Regions from separate parts of the Homo sapiens genome. Here region 1 is linked to region 2. Evidence: read pairs that join two places in POLR2A ChIA-PET (ENCODE). Cell type or tissue: MCF 10A. All regions are shown on one strand. Each heading gives the region's core, and the rest is flanking DNA. Links, peaks and the distances in the headings are about the cores only. Region 1 holds the start of LOC107987094 (a long non-coding RNA gene). Region 2 overlaps ROR2 (receptor tyrosine kinase like orphan receptor 2).

Region 1 (8,706 bases), core at 1,833-6,832, 63 kb after region 2:
GACAAGTATAGACTGGGTTTGTTCTTACTAAAAGCTGACTTTTGGCCGGGCGCCATGGCTCACGCCTATAATCCCAGCACTTTGGGAGGCCAAGGTGGGTGGATCACCTGAGGTCGGGAGTTTGAGACCAGCCTGACCAACATGGAGAAACCCTGTCTCTACTAAAAATACAAAAAAAATTAGCCGGGCGTGGTGGTGCACGCCTGTAATCCCAGCTACTCTGGAGGCTGAGACAGGAGAATCGCTTGAATCCGGGAGGCAGAGGTTGCGGTGAGCTGAGATCACGCCATTGCACTCCAGCCTGGGCAACATCTCAACGAAAAAGAAAAAAAGAAAGAAAGAAGAAAAGGGCCGGGCACGTTGGCTCACGCCTGTAATCCCAGCACTTTGGGAAGCTGAGATGGGCAGATCACGAGGTCAATAGATCGAGACCATCCTGCCTAACATGGTGAAACTCCATCTCTACTAAAAATACAAAAATTAGCCAGGCGTGATGGTGGGCACCTGTAGTCCCAGCTACTTAGGAGGCTGAGGCAGGAGAATTGCTTGATAGATAATCGCGAGATTCCATCAAAAAAAAAAAAAGCTGACTTTTTTTTTTTTTTTTTTTTTTTTGAGACAGAATTTCACTCTGTCACCCAAGCCGGAGTGCAGTGGTGCAGTCTTGGCTCACTGCAAGCGGGTTCAAGCGATTCTAGTGTCTCAGTCTCCCAAGTAGCTCCAATTTATTAGATATTGTACTGCCAAGAATGAGTCTCTACATTTCTTATATTTTCTCTTCTAGTTTCCATCTCTCTATCCCTCTTACCCTGATATTTCCTTAATTTTGTCTCCCACCTACCTACTGAACTTTGTTTAAAAAAACAGCTGGGCGCAGTGGCTCACGCCTGTAATCCCAGCACTTTGGGAGGCTGAGGCAGGCAGATCATCTGAGGTCAGGAATTCGAGACCAGCCTGGCCAACATGGTGAAACCCCATCTCTACTAAAAATACAAAAATTAGCCGGGTGTGGTAGTGCATGCCTGTAGTCCCAGCTACTCAGGAGACTGATGTAGGAGAATGGCTTGAACCCAGGAGGTGGAGGTTGCAGTGAGCCAAGATTGCGCCACTGTACTCCAGCCTGGGCAACAGAGCTAGATTCCGTCTCAAAAAAATAAAAATAAATAAATAACAGGCTATTTTCAAGAGCTCTGTCCCTGATTATTCTCGATTCATGAGTGCAGATTTTCTCTTCCAGTTCTGATGGTATCTAACCACAGGAGGATGTGTGAATACTTTGCTACCTGAATTGTCTCTGTTCTGTTTGTTCTGCTGTGTCTGCCCCTCCCGCGCTGGTAATCCTTGCCTCTCTGCTCCTATTTAAGACTAAGGCGCTAGGACGCTGGTTGTGCTGCGTGTGTGTGAGGGAAGCTTGAGGCTTGGTGGCTCCCACCAGAGCGTGGTCGGCAGGAAGCCAAGTCTCCCCTCCACAGATCATACCTACAGGTCTTTTCTCCAGGAATGGTTCTCAGAGGGGTGGCACCGGGCAGTGAGACCCCGCCTGTCAGAGTTCTGGAAGAGGGCAAGTGTGCTGGACACAGACGCCATGCATAGACCGCTCCTGGGCAGACCCTGTTGCCCCAGCTGGCAGCAGGCCACCCTCGGCTGTCAGCTCCCCCCAGGCCCGCCTCCCTCGTAGGGAGCCCTCGACAGCCTTTCTGGGCACCCGCATGGGTGCCTGATGGAGGTGAGCCTGCTGTCTACTGGAGCAGCCCGGGTAGGTCTGCCACTGTGTAGAGAGAGACCAGGGAGAGGCCGCACAGCCGGGCAGGGAACTGGGCCCCTACGCATTACTGGGCGCAGTACCCCAGGGGCGCAGGCAGTTCTCCCTCGGGCTGCGGGCCCCTGGCGGGGGGCGCGGTCCTTCCTCAACCAGGGCAGGAGCCGTGGGTCGCCAGCCAGGCTTCCTTCTCACCAAGCAGTCGACGTGAAGGTCCCAACAGGCTTGAGCCCGGTTGTCCACAGCGGAAGCCTCAGTCATTTATTTCTCAGTGAAGTCCCTGCAGGGACTTGGGCGGCTCCATTTTCCTCTCCCCTACAGGCGTTTCCTGGGATCACCTCCCACATAGCTGCTTGCACTTCAGTCCTTCTCTCAGGATCTGCTTCTGAGAGAGCTGGAACCCACCCACATCGTAGTAGACATTCAATTAGATGCCAAGACGCGGACTCTCAGACCTCACTGTGCTACAGAGCGCCCTCTCTGCCGGGCCCTGGGCTGGAATCATCCGCGCTCCTGCCATAGCGTTAATGACGGCCCTAAATGTTACCTCTGCTCTTGCTGCGTGACGCCGTAAAGCCGATTGTAGTACCTTATTTCGCAGACGAGGAAACAGCCTCAACGAGCTCCCTGAGGTCACATGGCTAAGAAACTGAGAGACCATTACTGAAATTCCAATTCCCAATTCCCATCTTCTTGACTCCGAAGCTCTATGTTCTTTTTTTTTTTTTTTTTTTGAGACAGAATCTCGCTCTGTCGCCCAGGCTGGAGTGCAGCGGCGCAATCTCGGCTCACTACAGCCTCCGCCCCGGGTTCAAGTGATTCTTGGCGCCCCAGCTGCCCAAGCGTCAGCCTCCCAAGCTGCTGGGATTACGGGCGCGGCCACCAAGCCTGGCTTTTTTTTTTTTTTTTTTTTGTATTTTACTAGAGATGGGGTTTCGCCATGTTGGCTATGGCTGGTCTTGAACTCCTGGCCTCAAGTGATCCACGTTGGCCTCCCAAAGTGCTAAGATTACAGGCGTGAGCCACTGCACCCGGTGGAAAGCCCTATGTTCTTTTATTTTCTTTTTGAGACGGAGTCTCGCTCTGTTGCCCAGGATGGGGTGCAATGGCATGACCTTGGCTCACTGCAACCTCCGCTTCCTGGGTTCAAGGGGTTCTCCTGCCTCAGCCTCCCTAGGAGCTGGGATTACAGGCACCCACTGGCTAATTTTTAGTATTTTTAGCAGAGACGGGGTTTCGCCATGTTGGCCAGGCTGATTGGCTGATCTCGAACTCCTAACCTCAGGTGATCCACCCGCCTCGGCCTCCCAAAGTGCCGGGATTACAGGCCTGAGCCACCGCGCCCAGCTGGAAAGCCCTGTGTTCTTAACATTTAAGAGTCTATTCTGCCTGGAAAGAAATCAGATAAAGAGCAATTCAAAAACAACAAAAGTTGGGAGGCCGAGGCGCGCGGATCACGAGGTCAGGAGATCGAGACCATTCTGGCCAACATGGTGAAACCCCGTCTCTACTAAAAATACAAAAATTAGCTGGGAGTGGTGGCATGCACTTGTAGTCTCAGCTACTCTGGGAGGCTGATACAGGAGAATCGCTTGAACCCGGGAGGTGGAGGTTGCAGTGAGCCGAGACCCTGCCACTGCACTCCAGCCTAGTGACAGAGCGAGACGCTGTCTCAAAAACAACAACAACAACAACAACAAAAGAATATTCATCAACAAAGTACTCAAGACTATAATAGACACGTATTCTCTAAGAAATAAGGCCGGGCGCGATGGCTCACACCTGTAATTCCAGCACTTTGGGAGGCCGAGGCGGGCGGGTCACGAGGTCAGGAGATCGAGACCATCCTGGCTAACACGGTGAAACCCTGTCTCTACTAAAAAAAAAACAAAAAAATGAGCCGGGCATGGTGGCGCGTGCCTGTAGTCCCAGCTACTCCGGAGGCTGAGGCAGGAGAATGGCGTGAACCCGGGAGGCACAGCTTGCAGTAAGCTGAGATCGCGCCACTGCACTCCAGCCTGAACGACAAAGCGAGACTCCATCTCAAAAAAAAAAAAAAAATAATAATAATAAATAAATTAGTTTCTCTCACTTTCTTGTTTTAAAAGTAATTTTTGACATAAAAGAGAAAAAAGCAGACGCTGTAATTTGAAGGGGAAAAAACCTTACATTTAAAAGTAGAAGGTAGACTTTTCAGCCAGAACTGCCATCTTTCAGTAATTCGCCAAAATGACGAACACAAAGGGAAAGGGGAGAGGCACCCGATATGTGTTCTCTAGGCCTTTTGGAAAACATGGAGTTGTTCCTTTGGCCACGTATATGCACATCTATAAGGAAGGTGATAATGTAGACACCAAGGGAATGGGTACTGCTCAAAAAGGAATGGCCCACAAGTGTTACCTTGACAAAACTGGAAGAGTCTACAATATTACCCAGCATGCTCTTGGCACTGTCGTAAACAAACAAGTTAAGGGCAAGATTCTTGCCCAGAGAATTAATGTGTGTATTGAGTACATTAAGCACTCTAAGAGCCGAGATAGCTTCCTGAAACGTGTGAAAGAAAATGATCAGTAAAAGAAAGAAGCCAAAGAGAAAGGTGCCTGGGTTCAACTGAAGTGCCAGCCTGCTCCACCCAGAGAAGCACACTTTGTGAGAACCAATGGGAAGCAGCCTGAGCTGCTGGTACCTATTCCCTATGAATTCATGGCATAATAGGCGTTAAAAAAAATAAAAGACCTCTGGACTGTTCAATGAAAAAAAAGTAGAAGGTGGGACACAGAGAATCTTACAGCTTAGGGGAACAAAGGGGTTGTTAGAAGTTAGTGGAGATCCAAGAGCCCTTTGGAAATTATTGTTTGTCCAAGATTTTATATTCCAGGGCTATTTTTAACCCATTTTGGATTGCTGTGTGGTAAAGAGAAAAGTACTGTATGGTAATGAACAGGAGTTAAGAGTGGGTCTGGGTTGTGTCCTGGTTGTGAGATCACAGTCAAGTGAATTAGTTTTTCTGTCTCTGCTTTCTCACCTGTAAGTGGATTTTGTGGGGTTTAAAATGGGATGCAATTTATTAGAGAGCTTTGAGATATAATACAGCAGATACAAATATTCTACAACCTTGAGTAATTTTACGATAAGTCTTGGGGAGAAGAATGGGGAAGATCCAATTAGGTCCCCTGACCTGTATATAAATGAGAATCTGCATTCTAGATCTACAGAGCTGGCACAGATTTCTTTCTTATGCAGAATCTCTTCTCAAAATATTTTTTTACAAAGTCTTTTACGAATATGAAAGCTCATGGAAATATCCTGTTCAACTTTGAAACTTGGAATTTTGTTTCTATGAAATTGACAAGTGAATGTGTGACAGTATTTCAGAAACAATAGAAAAGAAGGAATAGAAACAGCTGGTAAATTCTTTAGATGTGAAAGTGGTTTTTCTTTTCTTCTTCTTTTTTTTTAACCAGACTCTGATCCTGAAAAATAAGCATCCCCAAAATCAGAAAACAGTACATATTAGCTGCTGAAAACTGAGGTTGAACCCAATTTTACCCTGTCTTGTTTAACTTCAGTTAGGAATGGAATTAAAGAGATAGTTTTGTTTTGAACTCTTGACCACTGGAAATAAAAGGGAGTGAAGTGTGCAGGTAGCCAAAAATCCACCTAATTCACCTCCCATAGCACACTCACATTTGTTTTGTTTTGTTTTGTTTTTTTGAGAGACAGAGTATTGCTCTGTCGCCCAGGCTGGAGTGCAATGGTGCGATCTTGGCTCACTGCAACCTCCGCTTCCTGAGCTCAAGCAATTCTTCTGCCTCAGCTTCCCGAGTAGCTGGGATTACAGGTGCCCACCACCATGCCCAGCTAATTTCTGTATTTTTAGTAGAGACCGGGTTTCACCATGTTGGCCAGGCTGGTCTCGAACTCCTGACCTCAAATGATCCACCCACCTTGGCCTCCCAAAGTGCTGGGATTACAGGTATGAGCCATCGTGCCTGGCCCACTCACATGTTTTTAATGATAGTTTATTTTGGAGTAATTTTCCATTCATTTAACAAACATTCATAAATAATCTATTCAGTGTTACTTATGCTTCTGAGGGAATAAATTAAATACTAATCAAATGACATAGATTTGATTTATCTGTGGCATGAAGGCCACCATTACAGATAAACCATAAAAGGTTGTTACCTTGGAATTCTAAAGATTTATAAAGTGAGGTACAAAACAACAAAATCAAGAATAAATATAAAATTTATTTATAAATATTTAGAACCCATATTAATTTCCCAAATAGTCTCAGGATGTAAGGCCTGCTGCAGTAGCAGTTTCAGAGAGGAGTGGATACCAGCACCCCACAACCTGATTTAAAATAATAAAGTCCAGATGCTCTTGCCAAAAAAGAGGTCAGCATCACTCACTGCCATGACCTGGATCGTATTTCAAAAGTGTCAAATCAAAGCTGTCCCACCAAAGCCTGATTTCTTAATGAATTCCTTATGCATTTCATCTCTTGAATACAAAAAGTTGGGTATCTGTTGTGGAGTAAAATTTAGATGTAAGAAACAAAACCCAGCGAGTGTGATCCTATGTGAAATGCATCCCCATGCAGTTGGTCTCTTACTGTACGAGTTATTTACTGCGTAATTAAGATGCTTTCATTTAAAAAGCCACATCTGAGAATCATCATCATATTTACAGGGAAAAGGGAGTGTGAGCTGAAGGAAATTTAGTAGAAATCTAGACATTTAAGTCTTTAAAAAATGCTGACATTCTGTCATGTTGATCCAGCACTATCAAGAGTAAAATCTAAAAATTTTGTCATTTCGGTATGTTAAATGCCGGCATCTTTTCTGAAGAAAGATTCCAGCTAAGGGGGTGGTTTCCAGTCCTAACTTATTATGCTCAGTATAACTGGATACTGAATAGCAAATATTCTTTTTTTTTTTTTTTTTTTTTTTTTTGAGACAGAGTCTCACTCTGTTGCCAGGCTGGAGTGCAGTGGCGTGATCTCAGCTCACTGTAACCTCCACCTCCTGGGTTCAAGCGATTCTCCTGCCTCAGCCTCCCAAGTAGCTGGGACTACAGGCGCATGCCACCACACCTGGCTAATTTTTATATTTTTAGTAGAGATGGGGTTTCACCATGTTGGCCAGGATGGTCTTGATCTCTTGACCTCGTGATCCACCCGCCTCGGCCTCCCAAAGTGCTGGGATTACAGGTGTGAGCCACCATGCCTGGCCCTGAATAGCAAATATTCTTTTTGAAGAAGAGAAAAGGAGACCTCAGGGTGATTAGATAGATAAATAGATACATCAGACCGACAGACAGATGGATGAACAGATGAATGGACAGATAGACTGATGGGTCAATGAATGAAAGGATGGATAGGTGAGTGGGTGGGTGGATGTATGTATGTATGTATGGATGGATGGATGGATGGATGGATGGATGGACAGGTATAAGTAGATAGCAGTATCATCAGCTTTTGGAAAATAGTAACGTCTTTACTTCAGATTAGCAATCAACATGATATTTTCTCAGAAAGATGCAGCCTTAAACCCTAATAGATACTTGCCCAAGAATTCAGAGGTATGAGGCTCTGTCTTTTATTTTATTTTATTTTATTTTTTGAGACGGAGTCTCGTTCTGTCACCCAGACTGGAGTGCAGTGGTGCGATCTCGGCTCACTGCAACCTCTGCCTCCCAGGTTCACACAATTCTCCTGCCTCAGCCTCCAAAAAGTAGCTGGGATTACAGGCACATACCACCACGCCTGGCTAATTTTTTTGATATTTTTAGTAGAGACGGGGTTTCACTATGTTGGCCAGACTGGTCTCGAACTCCTGACCTCGTGATCTGCCCGCCTCGGCCTCCCAAAGTGCTGGGATTACAGGCGTGAGCCACCGTGCCCGGCCGAGGCTCTATCTTACAAATGGCTTAAGTATACTGAAATTGAAGTATGAAAACTTTGTTCATTCATTCATTTATTCATTCATTCATTCAACAAATCATTATAGAATGTCCACTCTGTACCAACGCCCAGCAATGACGCCTGTCACTATGGAACTTAATGGTTCATTCCCATTTTTATTTGTAAAGTCATAAATGACACTTCTAGTTCAAGAACAAGAAAGTATAGATGGCTTGCTGTGGTGGCTCATGCCTATAATCCCAGCACTTTGGGAGGCTGAAGTGAGCAGATCGTTTGTGGTCAGGAGTTCCAGACCAGCCTGGCCAACATTATGAAACCCTGTTTCTACCAAAAATACAAAAATTGAGGCTGGGCACAAAGGCTCACGCCTGTAATCCCAGCACTTTGGGAGGCCGAGGTGGGTGGATCACGAGGTCAGGAGATTGAGACTATCCTGGCCAACATGGTGAAACCCCGTCTCCACCAAAATACAAAAAATTAGCCAGGCATGGTGGCAGGTGCCTGTAGTCCCAGCTCCTCGGGAGGCTGAGGCAGGGGAATTGCTTGAACCCAGGGGGTGGAGGTTGCAGTCAGCTGAGGTCACACCACTGCACTCCAGCCTGGCGACAGAGCAAGACTCCGTCTCAAAAAAAAGAAAAAAAAAAAATTGGCGGGGCATAGTGGTGCATGCCTGTAATCCCAGCTACTCGGGAGGCTGAGGCAATAAGAATTGCTTAAACCCGGGAGGCAGAGGTTGCAGTGAGCCAAAATTGCGCCACTGCACTCCAGTCTGGGCGACAGAGTGAGACTCCATCTGAAAAAAAAAGAAAAGAAAACAACAACAAAAAAAAGAGAAAGTATAGATTCACTTTTTTCTCCTCTTACCCTCTAACACCTCTGAAAATAACAAAATACCCTGGAAATCATTCAACAGACAATGATAAAAGAATTCTGAGTGCTTGAGAGAAGAAGGTAGATAGGTTAGAGACCTTAAAACTTCAGAAATGACAACCTGGTGAGTTCCCTGGTTTTTCTT
Region 2 (8,706 bases), core at 2,079-7,078:
GGGGAATTGCCTGAACCCGGAAGGCAGAGGTTGCAGTGAGCCAAGATTGCGCCACTGCACTCCAGCCTGGCGACAAAGCGAGACTCCATCTCAAAAAAAAAAAATTAAATTAAATTAAATGTTAACAAGTAATGCCAAATGGCCCTACCTGTGGCCAGTCCTGCACCATTAATGCCATGCTCCCGCATCATGGTTTTCGTGCTCCTTATTACCCACTTCTGATTTCAGTGATCCAATGAGTCAAAGAGCTTGGGATAACTGTTTTATAATCTGCATTTTCTTGAATCCTAATAAGGCCACACTTTTCACAAGTTTGTGGCCTTTTGTATTTGTTCTTCTGCAAACTGCCTGACTGTACCTTTTGTCCCTCGTTTAACTGGGGCGTTCATCTTTTTCTCACTGATCTTGTGAATTCTTTTACATACTCTGGATGTTGATCCCTCATCTGTTCTCTCTGTGGTAAAGGCCATCTCTCCATCCCACAGTGGGATGTCAAAGCCTCCACACCAAGAAGGAGAAAATTGAGTATTTTGTGTTTGTTACTGGAAAAAAGAAGAAGAGGGGCAGTAAACACACGGAAGTGAAAGTGCCTCCTCCCTCCTTTCTACGCATTAATACTGCATTTGTTTTCATAAAGCCAGTGTTCTGAGTACAGTGGAGACTGGTCCATGCCACAGGCTGTGCTGAAGGAGGTGGTAACAAGAGCACCCACCAAAAGAGGGCTCCAGAATAAACGGGACTGGGAAGGGCTGGATTAAACAAGGCTCAGCAGATGCCTCGTGGCCTGAATCTCCGGGCCCCACCCCACATTCACCTGCACAAAGATGTCCAAGAGAGACTCAGTGCCACTCCAAGCCCAGGTTCCTGGGCTCTGCACCCAGAGGGCCACAGCCTATGTGATGCAGGGAAGCAACACCTTCCAGAATTCGGAGCTTCCAAGCCCACGGGAACCCCAGAGCACAGCTGCATTCATGGCAACTCAGCCCCGCTGTGCGCAAATCAAGTGTGAAAGGCCATTTCCAGCAGGGCTGGGTATCAGACAACACCAGGGCTCCTTGTTGATAACAGTATTGAGATGGTGTGAAAAAAACAGTTCTTACCATTCATGCTGAAGTATTTTCAGGTAAACAATTAAGGCTGTCTGGGGACTGTTAAGTAGGCCGGGGGAAATGAAACGAAATGAACGTGGCAACTGTTGAAGCTGAGTGAAAAATATACAGCGGTTCACTGCAGTCGTCTAATTTTATGTGTGTTGGAATTTCTATAATAAAAATCTTAAGAAAGAAAAATCAGAAAACTTGGGGCAATCCAGAAACTAGACAAAGACAGAGATTTTCAGTCCCTTCAATGAAATGCTGTCTGGCCTCAAAAGCACCTGGATCGCATCCATCCTCAGTCCCTGTGACACCATTTCCAATAAAATCATAACGTGCAATTCTTTTTTTTTTTTTTTCTTGAGACAGAGTCTTGCTCTGTCACCCAGGCTAGAGTGCAGTGGCTCGATCTCCGCTCACTGTGACCTCTGCCTCCTGGGTCCAAGTGATCCTCCTGTCTCTGTCTCGGCCTCCCGAGTAGTTGGGATTACAGGCACCCAGCCCCCACCCCCGGCTAATTTTTGTATTTTTAGTAGAGATGGGGTTTCACCATTTTGGACAGGCTGGTCTTGAACCCCTGACCTCAGGTGATTCACCTTCCTCAGCCTCCCAAAGTGCTGGGATTACAGGCGTGAGCCACCACCTCGCCGGGCCTTGAGTCTTTCTTTTAACAGCATGTGCTAAACTCCATTGTTCATTGCACTGGCTTCAGCCATCCATTGTTAGAATTTAACATTTTTAATTCTTTTTTTTTTTTTTTTTTTTGAGATGGAGTCTCGCTCTTTCACCCAGGCCAGACTGCCATGGCGCTATCTCGGCTCACTGCAAGCTCCGCCTCCTGGGTTCACACCATTCTCCTGCCTCAGCCTCCCAAGTAGCTGGGACTACAGGCGCCCACCACCGTGCCCAGCTAATTTTTTGTATTTTTAGTAGAGACGGGGTTTCACCGTGTTAGCCAAGATGGTCTCGATCTGCTGACCTCGTGATCCCCCCGCCTCAGCCTCCAGAAGTGCTGGGATTACAGGCGTGAGCCACCGTGCCCGGCCTTAATTCTTTACTTTGAAACCATTTCGCCTTTACAGAGAAGTTACAAGAATGGTGCATGAAACTTCCCTCTACTCTTTGCCCAGGTTCACTAATGTGTCACTCTTGCCCCATGGGCTTTATCATGGTCTGAGATGACAATAGTAGGCTGGAGACATCAAGCCCCTTTATCCTTTAACATGGCAGCGTGTATGTCCTATGAGTACAGACATCCTCTTACACCACCTCTGCACAATTAACAAACTCAGGAAAGACAAGTCTGACAACACGTTTAAATAACTTACGCTCACCTTCCAATTTCCTCAGTGGTTCCGTTAGTATCCACGACAGCATGTTTTTCCCTCCAGCACAGGGTCAGGGCCAGCACATGCACTGGACTGCCTTGTCCCTGTGGTGTATTGTATTGTACTGTCTTCTCTACCTACCCTGTGGTGTACTGTATTGTACTGTCTCCCCACCCCGCCCAGCCCCGCCCTGCCCTCCTTTCTCTTCTCTTCTCTTCTCTTTCATTTTTGAGACAGGGTGTTGCTCTGCTGCCCAGACTGGAGTGTAGTGGCACGATCTCGGCTCACTGCAGCCTCCACCTCCCGGGTTCAAGTGATTCTCCTGCTTCAGCCTCCCTAGTAGCTGGAATTACAGGCACATGTCACCACGCCCGGCTAACTTTTGTATTTTTAGTGAGGACGAGGTTTCACCATGTTGGCCAGGCTGGTCTTGAATTCCTGACCTTGTGATCCGCTGGCCTCAGCCTCCCAAAGTGCTAGGATTACAGGCGTGAGCCACCACACCAGGCCCCTGTGGTCTTCTTCAAGCTGGACCTGGCCTGCCCTGTTTCATCGCTCATGTCCTCGACAATTTTTGCTACAGACCATTGTTTCATAGAATGTCCCTCCATTTCGTTTGCTGATTTTTGCTCATAATCAGACTCTCTTCCCCAGATAGAAAGCAACCTAAATGATGTATGCTCTTGGGAAGGACGGCATCCATCTGCCCAAATCTGTGGCATTAACCTGGACCACCCAGGTATTGGGATGCAAATCTCGCCAGTCTACAGTTAGCAACTGTCCCTTGCCAACAAGGAATCTGTGGGGAAATCCTTTGAGACCACAGACATTTCCTGCTCCTCATCAAACATGTCTTCTTTAATGAGTTTAGCACTCATTCATGACGCCTGCCCAAATCAATCCGTACAGTTATTGCTGTAAAATGTGATTATTCCCAACTCGCCTCCCATTTATCAGTTGGCACTTTGCTCTAGGAAGTGCCCTCTCTTCCCCACCCCTCCCACTTAGGTTTTGTAGTAAATTAGTGTTTCCCTATCCACCCAGAAGCTCAGAAAGTGACCTTATTTGGAAATAGTCTTTCCAGTAGTAATAAGGAACATGAGATTAAATCATCCTGTATTTACAGTGGTCCCTAAATCCAATCACTGGTGTCCTTACAATAAAAGGTCATGTGAAAATGGCGATAGAAGTCAAAGTGATATAGCTCCAAACCAAGGGCACCATGAGCCACCAGGAACTAAAAGAGGCAAAAAAGTTTTCTCCCCTAGAGCCCTGGGAGGGATCGTGGCCCTGCCGCCACCTTGATTTTGGACTTCTAGCCTCTAAAACTGTGGGAGAATACATTTCTGGTTTTTAGGTCACCCCGTTTATGGCATTTTGCTACAGCAGGCCTAAGAAACTCATACATATAGTTATGTACTTATTATCAATGGTGAGTCCTGGATGCCTATTTTGTTCCTTGTATAATCCATGCTTGTCTTTATTTATTCTGATGCCTAAATGGTCCCAGACTTGGCTGCAACTCCTTCAAGTTGGCCCCTGAGTACATCTGCCATGCCCCCACCACTTTTCACCACTCACTTGCGTTCTAACACAAGAACACGTTTCAGGCTTATTGTGTATTTTTCCCTGTCCCCATCCCATATTCAGTCATTTCTCCAAGGTTCTCTAGCTCCTTTAAGATGCAACAGTATTGAGAAACCAACATCTGGGCACTAAGAAAGCTCACTGCTAATGAGGTGCTAAGAAATAACTGTTATGTGTAGAGTATGTTTTACAAATTACGGTGCATAATTTAACATAATATATACCAAATATATATATAAATGAAAGCATGAGTTACACTGATACCTCCAATTCCAATTCAACCCCTCCAGATTCTTCCTTGCCTTCCCCTATTCCATCCTTATATCTCCCTCCTTCCTCAGTGAGCACCCTGGCTACAACACTATTAACACACTTCTTATCTGTCTAATCTCACAATTCACACAAAGTCATTTCAGAATGGATATACCCACACCACTATGAAAATCAAACCTACTAAGAAGGGTGCCAGTTTTGCTTTCAGGTTGTTGTTTCTCCTGTAGGCTGAGGATACACCGTCAAAGCACTGAGTCCAACATTACGGTTTCTTTTCCCCCATCTGTGTAGTCATGTTACTCATTTGCAACACATTTGCATTTATGTGCTTCTTTGTATTCAATTCTAGTTTCCTGCTATTCTTAGTGATTTATTTTTTGAACTTGTAGAATGTTAGCATGTTCTAAAAGTCAAAAATATACCAAAAAATGAGAATAAACTAATAGAAAGGAAACCACCTCAACATAGTAAAAGCCATATACGACAAGCCCAGCAAACATCACACTCAATGTTAAAAGACTGAAAGCTTTTCCTCCAAGATCAGGAACAAGACAAGAATGCCCATTTTCACCTCTTCTATTCAACACAGTACAGTCATGCGTTGCTCAACGATGACGATACATTCTGGGAAATGTGTCCCTGGGCAATTTCATCATCATATGAACATCATAGAGTGTCCCTCACACAAACTGCACACCTAGGCTATGTGGTGTAGCCTACTTCTCCTAGGCTACAACAAACCTATACAGCATGTGGCTGTACTGAATACTGTAGGCAACTGTAACAGGATGGGAAGCATTTGTGTATCTAACCATATAAAAGGCACAGTCATATACAGTAGTGTTATCTTATGGGACCACTGTCATATAGGTGGTCCATCGTCTGAAAACATCATTATTTGGCCCATGACTGTATTGGAAGTTCCAGGCTGAGCAATTAGGCAAGACCAAAAATAATAAAAGGCATCCAAATTGTAAAGGAAGAAGTAAAATTATGCCTATTTGTAGATGATACGACTTTACATACAGAATAAGAGCTACAAAAATGCTATTTGAGCTAATAAGCAAATTCCACAAGCTTGCAGGTTAGAAAATCAACACACAAAAATGTTACATTTCTGTGCACTAACAGTGGGCAATGTGAAAAGGAAATTTAAAAAACACAATTCCAATTACAACAGCTCGAAAAGAATAAAATACTCAGGAATAGATTTAACTTAAGAGGCAAAAGACTCATACACTAAAAACTAAAAAACATTGCTGAAAGAAATGAAAGGTCTAAATAAATGTTAAGACATCCTGTGTTTATGGACAGGAAGACAATACTGTTAAGATGATGGCCAGTGAGGTGGCTCATGCCTACGATCCCAGGACTGGGGTGGGGGTGGGGAATCCCTTCAGCCCAGGAGTTCAAGACCAGCCTGGGCAACACAAGTGGACCTCCATCTCTACGAAAAAAAATCAAAGAATTAGCCAGGCACGGTAGCGCGTGCCTGTGGTTCCAGCTACTTCAGAGGCTAAGATGGGAGGATAACTTGAGCCCAGGAGGTAGAGGCTTAGCCCAGGAGGTTAAGGCCAGAGGTAGTGAGCCGTGTTTGCACCACTGCACTCCAGCCTGGGTGACAGAGCAAGACCTTAACTCAAAAAAAAAAAAAAAAGTTAATACTACTCAGATCCATCTACCAATTCAATGCAACCTCTACTAAAATCCCAGTGACATTTTTGCATAGCAATTTGTGGCTACTGACACCTGAAATGAAGCCAGTGAAGGGGAGGAAGTGAATCTTTAATTTCTTTTAATTTTAATTAATTTTAACTTATATAGCTGTGTGTGCCTGGTGGCTACTATATTCCACAGCACAAGCCTACAATGAGGAGTTCAGGCCTAAACATTTCCTTATTTTAACTGCCCATTGTGTTAACTATCCCTCCAGGAGGGTGTGGAAACCATTAGGCTAGGAGTATTTGGGATTTAGGGGAACCCTCCCCCACTCCAGGAGGACTTGAAGCAGCCGCCACATTCTCCTCTGATAACATCTAGAAAGTGACAGAGTGCTTACTGAAGCTCATTCCAGCGACAATTAAAGACATACACACCACTTCCCACTAGAACTTAAGGATTTCTAGAGGACCAAGCTACTTAGTCGAATTAAGCTACATTTTTCTGTAATTATTTCCTTCCCTTTAGCTTTTGAGTTTTTTGCTTTTTTCAGAGATAGGACTTAAAAAGAAAACACCCACAGAAATCCCAAAAACAGTGCCAACCACACCAATAAAATTCCCTATTTTGTAAAAGCTTTATGAAAATTCCCAACACTGTTCAACAATTCTTTGGCCACTCTACGAATATGATTTTAAACAGATTACACCCCAGACATATTTTATGACAACTGCACACGCAAGCAAAGCTGTCCCGCCCTCGTTTCCAACTTGGCAAGCTCTTCAACAAAACCAAATAAATACATGCTAGAAAAAGGCGGCTGCTACAAAACCCCGGCCAGTTGCAGCTATAATTAATGGGCTGGAGCGCCTCTTGTTGCTTGGATTTTTACTTTCAAAACTCAAGAAGCCCACACTACCCACTGAAAGCCTCAACAGTGTTATGGTGGTGTTGTGGGGCAAAGCAGAACCTAAGAGCCCAAAGGGTCACTGAGAAGTAATGTTTTCAAAGCCAGTCCCTTCAACCCAACAGTCCCTTCATGAAATTGCTATTGGCCATGCAGCTGGGGTGCAACCAATAAAAATCCAGACCTAGCTAGCAATGCTTCCACTGCAAAACAAAGCCCCCTGGTTTCTTTACTTTGAAACCTTACATGCTTGGTATTCTCCACTTGGTGGTCACCACGGGGCTCCCAAAAAGGAAATATCCTAATGACAATGTATGGAGTCACAACCAATGGGCAAGAGCAAGGAAGAGCCCGCCCCGAGGAGCCCCCAAGGAGGCACCTCAAGGTAAACCCAAAATTGGGCTGCCCAGCCCTTCACCACGTGGAAACCACAAGACGCTGATGGGGTGTGGAAGAGGAGGAGGAGGGAGTCCTTCACAGTGTCCCCTCCAGGTTCCCAGGGAATGAACCAGATAAACACCAAAAGGAAAGGCCTGTCATCAAGGAACCATTTTAGAAGATGGTTATAAACCCTGGGAAGGAGTAACAGTTTGTAGCGTTAACTTTCTTTTCCCTGACTACAATGTGGAATTATATAATTAGAACTCTCCAAGGGAAAGGATTACAAAGAGTACACAAATTTCCAGCACTACAACAGACTAGCCAGGTCCTGCAGATTAGGGAGCTCAAGTCCTTCACATCCAGTTCCCATTTCACTAATAACTTTTCCCATCCTGGCCTCTCAGGGAATGCATTTTAAAGGAGTGCCAGTCCACCAGCTGAAACCTTTCTAAAGGGGATTAATCTTCCCTACCTGTCAGATGAGCTGTTCGTACCCCTGTATTTCTATTCCACTGATTTCAGAAGAGCTTCCAAAGAAAAGAGCAGTGTAAAATTCAGACTCTGCCAGACTTAATCTCTTGGAGGTTAAATCCAGGCTAACTGTTTAAGGGGCAACAAGTGATTCACTGCAAACCACACTTAAGAGAGAGACATACAAACACCAATTACAGCAGCACTTTGAATAAACAATAAAAAAAAGGTTTCACAATAAAAATAAAAATGTTGTTTAACATTGCCTTAAAAATCTGCAGAGCAGTCACCAAAAACTACCCCTGGAAAACGCACATTTTAAAAAACCCATGTTGCTTTTTTACATATAAAATATAAAGCAGACTTGTCAGTTTTCCATGATTTGCTTTACTAATTAAAAGTTCAGCTTGGCTTTCCAGAGCCCTCTCAGTTACACTGAGTGTCACATAGGGTCCACGGCGATCAGATTTTCAGGGTGACATGCTTTATGAAGTGGACATGAGAGTTAAGCAGGATCTCACAATTATACTGAAAAATTTCAAATGTGTAGCTCTGTGCTTGGTACACAGCCGTAATAAGAAAAATATGTTGCCTTACTATATACATAAAAACTTTTCTTTTTCCACAAAGTCTTCTTATTCAAGATGTTTCCATTTATTTTCTTCTAGATGGATTTCTTCTAGACGGATCACTATCATTATTTATTACCACCATCACTCCAGGGATCTGGGCCAAAAGTAAACACTACACTGCCAAAAATGGGGGCTGGGGGGACCCTAATGCTCCATCGTTCCCCACCTACCCTACCTAGGATTGGTATATAGTCCCAAATCAGTATTTGTCATCAGAGGAAACAGAGTCTTGCTATTAAAATGTGGAATAAGAACTTACAAATCCTTTTAGAAAAACCCCTAAATAGTTTTACATAATAAATTATTTCGTGGATAAAACACACTCAAATAACAGGGACTCCTCTTTTCACAGCAGAAAAGATCCCAAACACTCA

Evidence for each region. Peaks named below come from ENCODE experiments on the same cell type or tissue, not always from the same donor. Only the 100,000 strongest peaks of a DNase experiment are listed, where the experiment ranks them.
Region 1: POLR2A ChIA-PET joins it to region 2 with 5 read pairs; 4 of 35 experiments call an interaction of 5 or more read pairs at or near these places.

What each region holds. Positions count from the first base shown.
Region 1 is chr9:92,002,074-92,010,779 of GRCh38, forward strand. LOC107987094 (a long non-coding RNA gene) reads right to left here and starts at 2,433. Exons shown (of 3, transcript XR_001746836.2): 1 at 1,955-2,433. It also overlaps the pseudogene RPL21P82. In MCF 10A, for the core only: no CTCF peak of the experiment used is centred there; no DNase peak of the experiment used is centred there.
Region 2 is chr9:91,939,157-91,947,862 of GRCh38, forward strand. The region is part of intron 1 of ROR2 (receptor tyrosine kinase like orphan receptor 2); the gene reads right to left. Among named protein-coding and RNA genes, the nearest start is that of ROR2, 6.7 kb to the right of the region's middle. RefSeq lists enhancers at 823-1,337, 6,055-6,556. In MCF 10A, for the core only: no CTCF peak of the experiment used is centred there; a DNase peak (open chromatin) is centred at 4,905.